Regions from separate parts of the Homo sapiens genome. Here region 1 is linked to region 2. The links are chromatin contacts, found by Hi-C in ENCODE. All regions are on one chromosome and are shown on one strand. The core of a region is the stretch at or near the end of the contact, and the rest is flanking DNA. Distances in the headings are between cores, read along the strand shown. Region 1 holds the start of LHFPL7 (LHFPL tetraspan subfamily member 7). Region 2 overlaps SGSM1 (small G protein signaling modulator 1).

What was found. A loop is a pair of places that touch in the nucleus more often than their neighbours do. Pooled maps may share reads with other maps.
Region 1: a map of endothelial cell of hepatic sinusoid shows a loop between it and region 2 (7-fold over the local background). The contact joins the promoter of LHFPL7 here to the enhancer-like site in region 2. A Hi-C loop is called at or near these places in 1 of 168 maps with a recorded cell type or tissue (endothelial cell of hepatic sinusoid) and 1 of 50 pooled maps.

The regions. Positions count from the first base shown.
Region 1 is chr22:24,944,985-24,950,299 of GRCh38, reverse strand. LHFPL7 (LHFPL tetraspan subfamily member 7) reads left to right here and starts at 3,606. Exons shown (of 4, transcript NM_001388199.1): 1 at 3,606-3,728.
Region 2 is chr22:24,843,822-24,849,742 of GRCh38, reverse strand. It overlaps SGSM1 (small G protein signaling modulator 1), which reads right to left. Exons shown (of 25, transcript NM_001098497.3): 3 at 4,771-4,846; 4 at 1,947-2,109. Among named protein-coding and RNA genes, the nearest start is that of SGSM1, 41 kb to the right of the region's middle. Within about 2 kb of position 4,547, at least 3 of the 41 ENCODE cell types and tissues checked have a DNase peak (open chromatin) inside an H3K27ac peak, as active enhancers do.

The DNA.
Region 1 (5,315 bases), core at 2,357-4,856, 100 kb before region 2:
CTCCCAGCCCTGGCTTTTCTTTTTCTAAGAATAGAGCACAGTGCTTCCCAGGGATTTTCCCAGAACCCTTTCTTCGCAGTCTTTTGTCCCCTCCTCCAGAAGGTCCTGATTAGCCTGTGTCAGCTCTGTCCAATAGAACTTTCTGCAACGATGGAGATGTTCTATATCTGCACTGTCCAACATTAGCCACAGATGACTATTGAGCACTTAAAATGAGGTCAGGGAGACTGAGGAACTAAGTTTTACATTTTATTTAATTTTAATTAGTATAAATTTTAAAATCCACACGTGGCCCTGGCTACCATATTGGACAGTATAGCTCTACACCCCACACACCCCTTGCAAAGACCATGTTCATGCATTTTCGTTGGTGCATATTTATCCATTTTGTTTTTCCTAAAATTTATCTGCATGTTGAGTGTGAGAGCCGGTATGTTCTTTGAAATGTTTTCCCTCAACACTAGTCCTATGCCCATGCCATTACCCCCACCAGGAAGTCTTTGCCCTCTGCCTCCCCATCATCTAGTTAACAACTAAATGTCCCTCAGATCTTAGCTTCTACATCAGTTCCTCTAAGAAGCCATCCCCAACCACCAAAACTGATTAGATGTTGCAGAATCTGGGGCTGGTGCCCGCACTCATTAAAGTTCTGATCACACTGTAGTGTAATTGCCCAATTACTTTTCACTCACTTTCTAGGCTGTGAGGTCCTTGTGGGAAGAGACTAGCATAGTACCTGAAACAGAGTTGTCACCCAATAAATATTCATGAAGTTCAATGTTGCATAAATGTTTTCACATGCTGGAATCCAGCGTTTGGTTCACGGTAATGATACTAATGAAGGCTATCATTTATTCAGCCAAATATTTTGCCTGTGCTATCTCATTAAACTCCACAACAACCTATAAGACGTGCTCTATTATTATTATTACTTAATTTTTTTCGAGACAGTCCCGCTCTGTCGTCCAGGCTGGAGTGCAGTAGCACAATCTTGGCTCACTACACAGCCTCGCCCTCCTGGGCTCAAGCCATCCTCCCGCCTCAGGCTCCCGAGCAGCTGGGACTACAGGCATGCGCTACCATGCTTGGCTAATTTTTGTGTTTTTGTAGAGATGGGATTTTGCCATGTTGCCCAGGCTGGTTTTGAACTCCTTGTTCAAGCGATTCACCCACATCAATCTCCCAAAGTGCTAGGGTTACAAGTATGAGCCACTGTGCCCCGCTGAGATGCTCTATTATTATCTACCTTTTACAGATGAAGGATCTGAAGCTCAGAGAGGTTAAGTAAGTTGCCCAAGGTCACACAGCTAGTATTTCAGCCTGGCTCCCTGGAAAACAGAGCCCAAGGAAAATTTTATGTACTAATGCTTTATTAGGGATAAAATTCCAGCTCAGTAAGGGTGAAGGGAAGGGGACTTCAAGGCAAGGGAGGAGGGAGAGCAAATATAAGACATGCCTTACTAGGCTGGCTACAGAAGCCACGTGAAACAGACCATGGAAGGAATGAAGGAAGCGCGAGGACTTCATCGGCTGGCGCCTCCCATCCTCTGTCCACGATTAGTCACTGTTGGGCCCAACTGTGTTATCTGTGCCTCCAGACAGCCCCAAGGGAAGCCAATTCCATACACAGGGCTTCACCTGAGCCTAGAAGAGGAGGGTCCAGGGCTCCCTCCCTTGAAGCAGGTCAGGTCTGCTTGAATGACAGCGGGAGATGCAGGCCTAGGTGGCTAAGTAGATGCAGCAACTGACCCAAGCCGCCTGCAGGCGGAAGCAAGAGGAGGCTTGATCTTGTCCAGAGCTGCTGGCTGGCTGGGAAGGACGCAGCTGAGCACACCTGAGAAGGTGCATCAGTCAAGCCTGATACAGCGAGTAAACATCACAACTGAAATCCAAATCCAGTTTAGGCTAACTCCAGTGCCCTTCAACACATATTGATTGAAAGGGGAAAAATGAATATATGAATGATTGAATGAGTGACTGGGGAAAAAACCCAGGCAGCCACCACTCCAGACGCCCTCATTTTACAGGTAGAGAAACTGAGGCCAAGGAGGCAGTGATGCCCCAACTCAGGTCACACTGACTGAGGCGGCAGAGCTGGGACTTGAATGAAGCCTGAGACACGGCTTCACTGAGATTTTCTGCCTCTAACTGGCTGGGAACCTCCTGCTTCTGGCAATACCAACTGCCAGGTGCTCATTCGTTAATCTACAGGGAAAAGCTCGCATTTCCTGTGCACCGAGACGATGTCTTTTGTTCTCACCTTCCTAGCAGCCATCTCCCCTCTGCCAACAGCATCTCCGTTTTCCTCCAGGGAAGAATCCCACCCGCTACACTCAGTCCATGTCGTTTCAAGGGCGGTAAGCCTCGCGACACCCTTACTTGATCCTCACTTTCCAAACCTTAACCCCCAACCCTAGGACACAGGATGTAGGTCTGGCCAATCAGAGCATCCCATTTGCCTGGCCACAGTGATTGATTCGTGGTAGGCATGGGACCCAAGTTTGTCCATTGAGTGTTAATCACAGCACTTGCTGCAATAGTGTGCAAAGAGAAGCTTTCTTTTCTCTGGGGTTGCTGAGTCTCGGAATGTCAGCCTGGAGCCACCAAAGGGCAATATTGTTAGAGGGAATCCACCTAGAGAGTGAAGCCAACTGAGCAGAAAACAGAACTGAGAGCTGGAGAGAGAGAGGGGTTCTGAAGACATTGCTTATTTACCTGGATCCCACTATGCCTGAAGCCCATCCCAGAGAATTTTCAGTTACGTGAACCAATACATTTCTCATGTCTATTTGAGTGGTGCTTCCATCACTTATAGCAAAAGAATACCAGGCCAGGCGCGGTGGCTCACGCTTGTAATCCCACCACTTTGGGAGGCCGAGGTGGGCAGATCACAAGGTCAGGAGATCGAGATCATCTTGGCCAACAAGGTGAAACCCTGTCTCTACTAAAAAAAAAAAAAAAAAAAAAAATACAAAAAATTAGCTGGGCATGGTGGCAGGAGCCTGTAGTCACAGCTACTCAGGAGGCTGAGGCAGGAGAATGGCGTGAACCCAGGAGACAGAGCTTGCAGTGAGCCGAGATCGCACCACTGCACTCCAGCCTGGGCGACACAGTGAGACTCTGTCTCAAAAAAAAAAAAAAAAGAATACCAGCACCTACTCTGTGCCAAGTTTTGTGGTAAGGATAAAGATATTTAAGACACAGTGCCTGACTTTGAGACGTCCACAGCTCACAGGGAAGATCCTATGAGAAATACACAGAAATATGCATATCAGTTGCCTGGGCTGGAATTATGAGGGCAGAAAGGTAGAGAACACAGTGGCAGCCACTTCTAAACTCCCAATCCCATTTCTCCTCCTGAGATTCTATCTGTGGTTTCCTACACCTGGCGTTTAATCATAGATCAGTTAATCCCTATTGGTGCCTTGCCCTACCCAGAAAACACTATACTCTCCCCTTGTCCCCACCTGGAGATGGCTTTCCCCTCTTTGCTCAGCCCACCCAGCAGCCTGGAGTGAAAGCTTTTATTTAAGGAAGTGGGAAGGAAAAACCACACACACACACACAGACACACCCTCAGACCAGTTCATCAAGCATGCCCTTGCATTGTTCTACAAGCTAAATTATTCCTTCAAAGGAGAGGAGAATTGTATAAGGTCACAGACGTGGATCCAAAGCCGGAGCCTGAGCAGAGGTGGCCACGCTGGAGGGTCTTGACCTAAAGTGTGGTGAGTCTGGAGGGACAAGTGACCTGAGGTGAGGAGTGAGGAGGGAAGGAAACTGGGATAGCACAAAGCACGTTCAGGGGCTGTTACAGGCTTCAGGGGGCCCATGAGCCTCTGAAATGACATACAATTGTGTGTGTGTGTGTGTGTGGGTGGGTGGGTGGGTGCATGTGCGCTCATGTGTGCATGCTTGCTTATGTGAGAGTGCACGTGGAAACATCCATAGTTTTGTTTTCTGGGGTTTTGTTTTTTTGTTTTTCTTTTTTTGAGACAGTCTTGCTCTGTCGCCCAGGCTGGAGTGCAGTGGTGTGATCTCGGCTCACTGCAACCTCCGCCTTCCGGGTTCAAGTGATTCTCTTGCCTCAGCCTCCCGAATAGCTGGGATTACAGGCACCCGCCACCATGCCCAGCTAAGTTTTGTATTTTTAGTAGAGACAGGGTTTTGCCATATTGGCCAGGCTGGTCTCGAACTCCTGACCTCACGTGATCCTCCCGCCTTGGCCTTGCAAAGTGCTGGGATTATAGGTGTGAGCCACCACACCTGGCCAACATCCATAGTTTTAAATCATATCTTCAAAGGAATGCATCAAAGGGTTAAGTCCCACAGACCTTCCTTTTGTAGATGGGGAACCTGAGGCTCAGAGCCGTTACATAATTTGTCCTAGGTGGCACAGCCAATCTGTGACAGATGCTGGAATAGATCCAGAAATTGGACTTACCTGGCTGCATAGCCGGGAGAATGTGATAAGAGATAAAAGTCCTTCCCAGACCCAGTTTGCCCATCTGTGCATCTCAGCCTGGACATGGCCTGCACCCCCCAGGCTGGACTGGGTGCCCTTCCTCTGTGCTTGTCCCCAGTGTCACCCCAGGCTTTTTCATGGTGTGGAGCTGTGTCTGTACTCAAGCCTGTATATATCGATTGATGGGTTGGGGAAGATACACATCTCAAGCTTTGCTTACGCAACCTCACACTCAGACACCTCCGGCTGCCCTAGTAAACATGTTCCTTCTGCAGGTTCTTCGTCCCAGGTCAAAAGCCCTAGAGGCATCCTTGCCTGTTCACCTTCCCTCACACCCCAGGCCTATTCTATTAGCAAATCTGATCAGCTTGACCTTTGCCCTTCAAAATCAATCCAGAATCTGACCACTCTTTGTCCTCCTCCCCTAACCCCACCTCCACGTCCATCCACATCCACCTTTGTCTCTTGTCTGACTGACGAGTCATCTTCTGAAGACTTCTCCCTCTGCTTCCCTTCTGCCTGTTCTCCACCCAGGAGCCAGAGTGGTCTTTTGAAAACCTAGGATGGTTCATGTCATACCCCTGCTAAAGACCAGCCATAGACTCCCTACCACACTCACAAGTGAAAAGCCAGGCTAGGCACGGTGGCTCATGCCTATAATCCCCAAACTTTGGGAGACTAAAGCAGGAGGATCTCTTGAAGCCAGGAGTTCAAGACCAGCCTAGGCGGCCAGGCGCGGTGGCTCACACCTGTAATCCCAGCACTTTGGGAGGCCAAGGCGGGCAGATCACAAGGTCAAGAGATCGACACCAGCCTAGCCAACGTGGTGAAATCCCGTCTCTACTAAAAA
Region 2 (5,921 bases), core at 3,298-5,797:
CCCTCTCACTCTGTAAGTCTCAGCGAGGGCATTGCCTCCTGCCTACAGGAAGCCCTCCTGGACCAACCAAAGCTGGTCTGTACTCTGTCAGCCTCTGGAGCTGAGCTCCCTGCTCACTTTTCTGTCGTCCCCTCCATGCTTTGATCTTGAGGATATGAAATCGGCAACTCATTTTTTTTGTTGTTGTTTTGAGACGGAGTTTCACTCTTGTTGCCCAGGCTGGAGTGCAATGGCACAATTCGGCTCACCACAACCTCTGCCTCCTGGGTTCAAGCGATTCTCCTGCCTCAGCCTCCCAAGTAGCTGGGATTACAGGCATGCACCACCACGCCCAGCTAATTTTGTATTTTTAGTAGAGACAGGGTTTCTCCATGTTGGTCAGGCTGGTCTTGAACTCCTGACCTCAGGTGATCTGCCCACCTTGGCCTCCCAAAGTGCTGGGACTACAGGCATGAGCCACCGCACCTGGCCGCAACTCATTTTTTTTTTTTTTTTAATAAAATACTTACTGAGAGTCTACCATGTGGCAAGCATTGGCCCTCTTCATTTCTGTATCTCCAGGGCCCAGCACACTGGCTGACGTATAGAGGAAGCTTAGTAAATGTTTATGAATGAGTGATTGCATATATGAATAAATGCTTCTCCCTTACCACTTGCACAGGCATCTCTAACTCCTCCACTAGGAGGTCACTCCCAGTGTTGTGGAAGGCCCATGACAAATCTAATCCTTTAAGAAGTTATCTGCAAACACCTGGGAACTTAGCAGATGGACTGGAAGGTATTCAAAGAACAGTTGGCTGAGAAGTCATTCCAAATGGGAGTTGACAGAGTCAAATCCTGAGCTCTGACCACCATACCGTTCTGGCCAGCAGCCCTGGGCAGGCAGGGCCTGAAATGCAAGGAAAGGGCCATTCTCATCCAGTGAAGTGGAGTGACCATCCACAGCAGAGACTGCAAACATAGGACATGCTTGTGTCTTCCCTGCCTTTGCCCTTGACAGACATGACCAATCAATCCATGTGCTTTTCCCCAGAACGCCCAATCACAGCTTCAGAATCACAGCACATTCCTCTGGGAAGCCACCAGCACCGAATTTGTTGCCAGGAGTTGAAACCAAATTGTCATTCCCTGACCAGGCTGTAGACTGGGGGTTTGGCTGTGCAGACAGGACCTCCCAGGGAGTGGCTCTGGCTGAAGGTGCTCACATGCACACATTCTGTCCATGAGCCTCCCCCAACACATACCACCAGTCACCAAGATGAGGGAGGGAAGCCACCTCCCCCATTCAAAGGTTACTTCAGTATGAGAGTTTTTTTTTTAACTTCTAGTCAGTGTATTTGAATGTGTTATAATATGCCTATTGATATGAGGCCCTCGTGTCTGGTCCATGCAGACAGAGGCCATATTGGTTCTATCAAACTTTGGTTGCCTTGCATTTAGAACAGGCCGTGGGTCCTAGCAGGCACTCACTCAACAATTGTTTCTTGGGCATCTACCAGGTGCTAGACACTGGCCCGGATGCTTGAGACATAATGGGAGAAAACAGATCTAGTTGCCTGCTCTCATGAAGTTCTGCATCAAGTGAGATAGACAGACAACAAACAAACAAACCTGACATGAATAACTATAGATGGCCAACCAACAACAACGGGGAGGGAAATAAACAGGGTGATATGGAAGAGAAGATGGAGTGAGAGTTGGAATTTTCTGAGATAACGATAGGTCTGAATGATGACAAGAAAGCAGCTATGGACGATCAGATGGGTGAGTCTGGTGGAGGGTGAGGCACGTGCAAAGACCCTGGGGTGGGAAAGAGTCTGGTGGGTTTGAGAAGCAGGATGGAGACTGAAAAGAGTGCTAGGGGTTGCAGGCTCTCTCAGGACCCAGGGAGGACTGTGGACTATTGGGGGAGCTGCTCCCACCTGTGCCCCATGCTTTGCACTCACGCGCTCTCGATCAGCTGCTCCAGGTCTTGCACCTTGCGGCTCAGATCCTCAGCCGGCGGGAAGTTCTTGCCCACTTTCATAAAGAGGGCTGCAATCTTATTGCTGCGTAGGAAGCCAGCCGCCCGCCGCCGAAGCCCGTGCAGAACGCAGGCCTCCACAGCCGCTGCAGGGACATGGCAGTCAGCAGACCCTGCCCTGCCCATGCACTCCAGCACCCAGCATGTCCCAGAGCTTCTGTCAGACACTGGAACCTTGGAGAGCCCTCTCAATCTTCTTACCTTCTGTCTTACCCCAGAGACAGGGAGCTCACACTTGTATAGGTGCATAATCAATGTTTATTGAAAAAGTGACTATATAAGAAGTACTCCTTATTAGGCATCTGCTGGGTGTCGGATAATTGTTAAGACTTACCTTTCCTAATTCTTGTGACAAAACTCATGAAGTAAGAGCTCTAAAGAGCAAACCAGTGCTCTCAGGGGGCATAGCTTGACCAAGGTTATGCTACGTGCAAGGAGAAATATTGAGAAGTTTTGGTCTCATCACCATGGTTTTTTGTTTGTTTTTGTTTTGTTTTGTTTTTTTGAGTTAGAAAACACTTTGTTTTGAATGAATGATCAAATATTGCCTAATCTCGGGCCAGGCGCAGTGGCTCACGTCTGTAATCCCAGCACTTTGGGAGGCCAAGGCGGGCAGATCTGGGACATGCTGGGTGCTGGAGAGCGAGGTCAGGAGATCGAGACCATCCTGGCTAACACAGTGAAACCCCGCCTCTACTAAAAATATAAGAAATTAGCCAGGTGTGGGGGCGGCCGCCTGTAGTCCCAGCTACTCAGGAGGCTGAGGCAGGAGAATGGCATGAACCTGGGAGGTGGAGCTTGCAGTGAGCTGAGATCGCGCCACTGCACTCCAGCCTGGGCGACAGAGCGAGACTCCGTCTCAAAAAAAAAAAACCCCAAAAAACAAACAAACAAAAAAACAAATATTGCCTAATCTGCCCATAGATTTAAAATATTTGAGGAGATGATCTCTTAGATATCTTAATTTTAACTTACATATGCAGTACTTTTCATTTGCTTATGGCGATGTAAGTGAACTGACTATTCAGGCTTTGTAGACATAGTTTAATCCTTCCTGACAACAGCTTATAAGAAACAATGGACAAAAGAAACCTTGAGGAGATTCTTTAGGCTTCATTTAGTGCCATCAAATTTCTCCCACCCAAATACTTTTGAGTAGAGCTACTGAATTATTATACTATTTTTATTACTTTTATTCCTCTAAGTTAATTGGTAGGTAGGCTAGCAAGTCTTAAGATGGACATGCATATAATTTTATTTGGAAATAAAAATATTCAGGAACACATAAAAAACTGGGAATACATATATATGTATATATACACATACATATATGTATGTAATTATGTGCATGTGTGTATGTGTGTAGAGCTATATGTTTAAATAAACACATCCCACTTAAAAAAAAATAAGATCTTCATTTTGGGAAGCCAAGGAGAGAGGAATGCTTGAACCTAGGAATTCAAGACCAGCCCTGACAACATGGCAAGACTCCATCTTTACAGAAAAATTTAAAATTAGCCAGGTATGGTGGCACATACTTGTGGTCCCAGCTACTCGGGAAGCTAAGGTGGGAGGTACGCTTGAGCCCAGGAGGTTGAGGCTGCAGTGAGCTGTGATTGTGCCACTGCACTCCAGCCTGGGTGACAGAGTGAGATCCTGTCTCAAAAAAAAAAAAAAAGAAAGAAAGAGAGAAAGAGAGAAAGAAATGAAGAAAGAAAGAAAGAAAGAAAGAAAGAAAGAAAGAAAGAAAGAAAGAAAGAAAGAAAGAAAGAAAGAAAAGAAAAGAAAAGAAAGATCTTGCCCAAAGTCAATTACAAGAAAGCAGCAGAGGTGGATCCAGGTCTGCCTGCCTGAAGAGAGGGTGAACTGAGGTCCTTGCCTCCCAAGAAAGCGGCAGAGGTGGATCCAGGTCTGCCTGGCTGAAGAGAGGGTGAACTGAGGTCCTTGCCTCCCGGGTCACAGCGTGTGCTCAGCATGTTGTGGGCCCCGTGGGGTGGTGCCCCCAGCCATTTGGACGGCAGCTGATGGGCTGGCCAGCTCTCCCAGCTCAGGCCTCTCCACAGGACCAAGATCACGGGAGGGGAATTAGAACATGTCCTGCATTATGAGACACTCCAATTATTAAATTAAGACATTTTCAGGGAGACAGAAAGACTCCCACTTCTATGTACACACTGATTATCCTGACCTCAGAGACACTCAGACCCCATCTCTAGCCATTCTCAAAGTACAGCAAAAGCCTGGCCATGGGGTTATTTCCAGAAGCTTGTGAGCAGAGCTGGTTCAAGGAGACATGTCTGAGTCACGCTCTGAGCCCTCGGCCTGCCTTCTTTGCTGAGCCAGATGGACGCGATCCTTCAGGATGTGTCACGGGCTCTTAGTTCCCTTTTTTAAAAGTCCCCATCTACCCTCTCCCTTTACCTAGCAATAGCCACAGGCAGAGTGAGGGACAGGGAGCCCATTCCTCAGATGCAAGACTGTGTGTCACTTGGGGTGTGGTCGGTGTGAATGGTGCCTACAGGAAGACAACCCCTCTGGTGTTAACCACACTGACCTCTTCATGGGGTACAGAAGTCATTTTTAATTGTTTCTCTACACTGTTCTGTATTTTCAAATTCTCCAATCGAGTCCCCCTCTGGAATCCAAAACTAACTTCAGAGTCATAAAGCAAAACAGTGGCTCCAAGACACCACTTCCCCGAGGCAGCCCACAGAGAAAGAAGCCACTTTCCCAGGTCACAGACTCACCACAGAAGGAGATGATGTGGCTGCTGTCTTCGTGGACAAACTTGCGTGTCACAGCCTCCTCCATGATCTGCTTCACCTGGAAGGCAAAGGTGACCGGAGGGGAAGAGGTCCAAGGTGACCAAGGTGACCTGGGTATAGGTGCCCCAAAAGGGCTGCATTGCTCCCCACAAGGCCTTTCAGGCTGTTTGGGATGTTTTGACACCTGCTTTCCTTCCCCCTCCTCGCCTTGTCTTTTGGAGGTCTGAGGCCTGTCACAGCTCCATGCTTCTCATTTTATCAATTATTCGTTCAGGTTCTTCACACAGCAGGCTGCTGCTTCTCTTAGGCATCTCACAAAACGTCATCTCCTTTCCTGACCACACTGTCTAAGGCAGACCCCTCCCCACTCCCATCCCCTGTTTTAGTTCCTGTAGGGCACTCACCACTATTCTCATTCTTTTTTTTTTTAGACGGAGTTTCGCTCTTGTTGCCCCGGCTGGAGTGCAATGGCACAATCTTGGCTCATCGCAACCTCCGCCTCCCGGGTTCAAGCCATTCTCCTGCCTCTGCCTTCCGAGTAGCTGGGATTACAAGTGCCCACCACCACGTCTAGCTAACTTTTCTATTTTTAGTACAGACGGGGTTTCACTATGTTGTCTTGAACTCCTGACCTCAAGTGATCTGCCCGCCTCGGCCTCCAAAAGTGCTTGGATTACATGCGTGAGCCGCCGCGCCCAGTCTACCACTATTCCCATTCTATTTGTTGATTTGTTGACCGTCTATCTCTCTCTTCTAGAATTTAAGTTCCACAAGGGCAGAAACTTCATTTGCCTCATTCACTGCTGAATTTGCACAGCCTAGAACAGTGCCTGGCACAGGGCAGATGCTCAATCAACATTTTCTAAATGACTGGATGAATGAATGAATCAGTGTATGAATGAATAAGATATATAAAGGAATCAAGAAAGTGCAGGGTAAAAAAACCTGCCCTGGAATCAGGTAGACCTGAGTTCAAATCCCTGCTTGGAGACCTCCCAAGTGGGTTTCTGATCTTATTTTGGGAAATGGATGCTCAGCAAGATGAAAGCACTTACCCAGGGAGGCAGAGCTGGCTATCAGAGACAGGTTCCAGCTCGAGACAGACACCCAGGCTGTGTGCTCTTCCCTGCGCA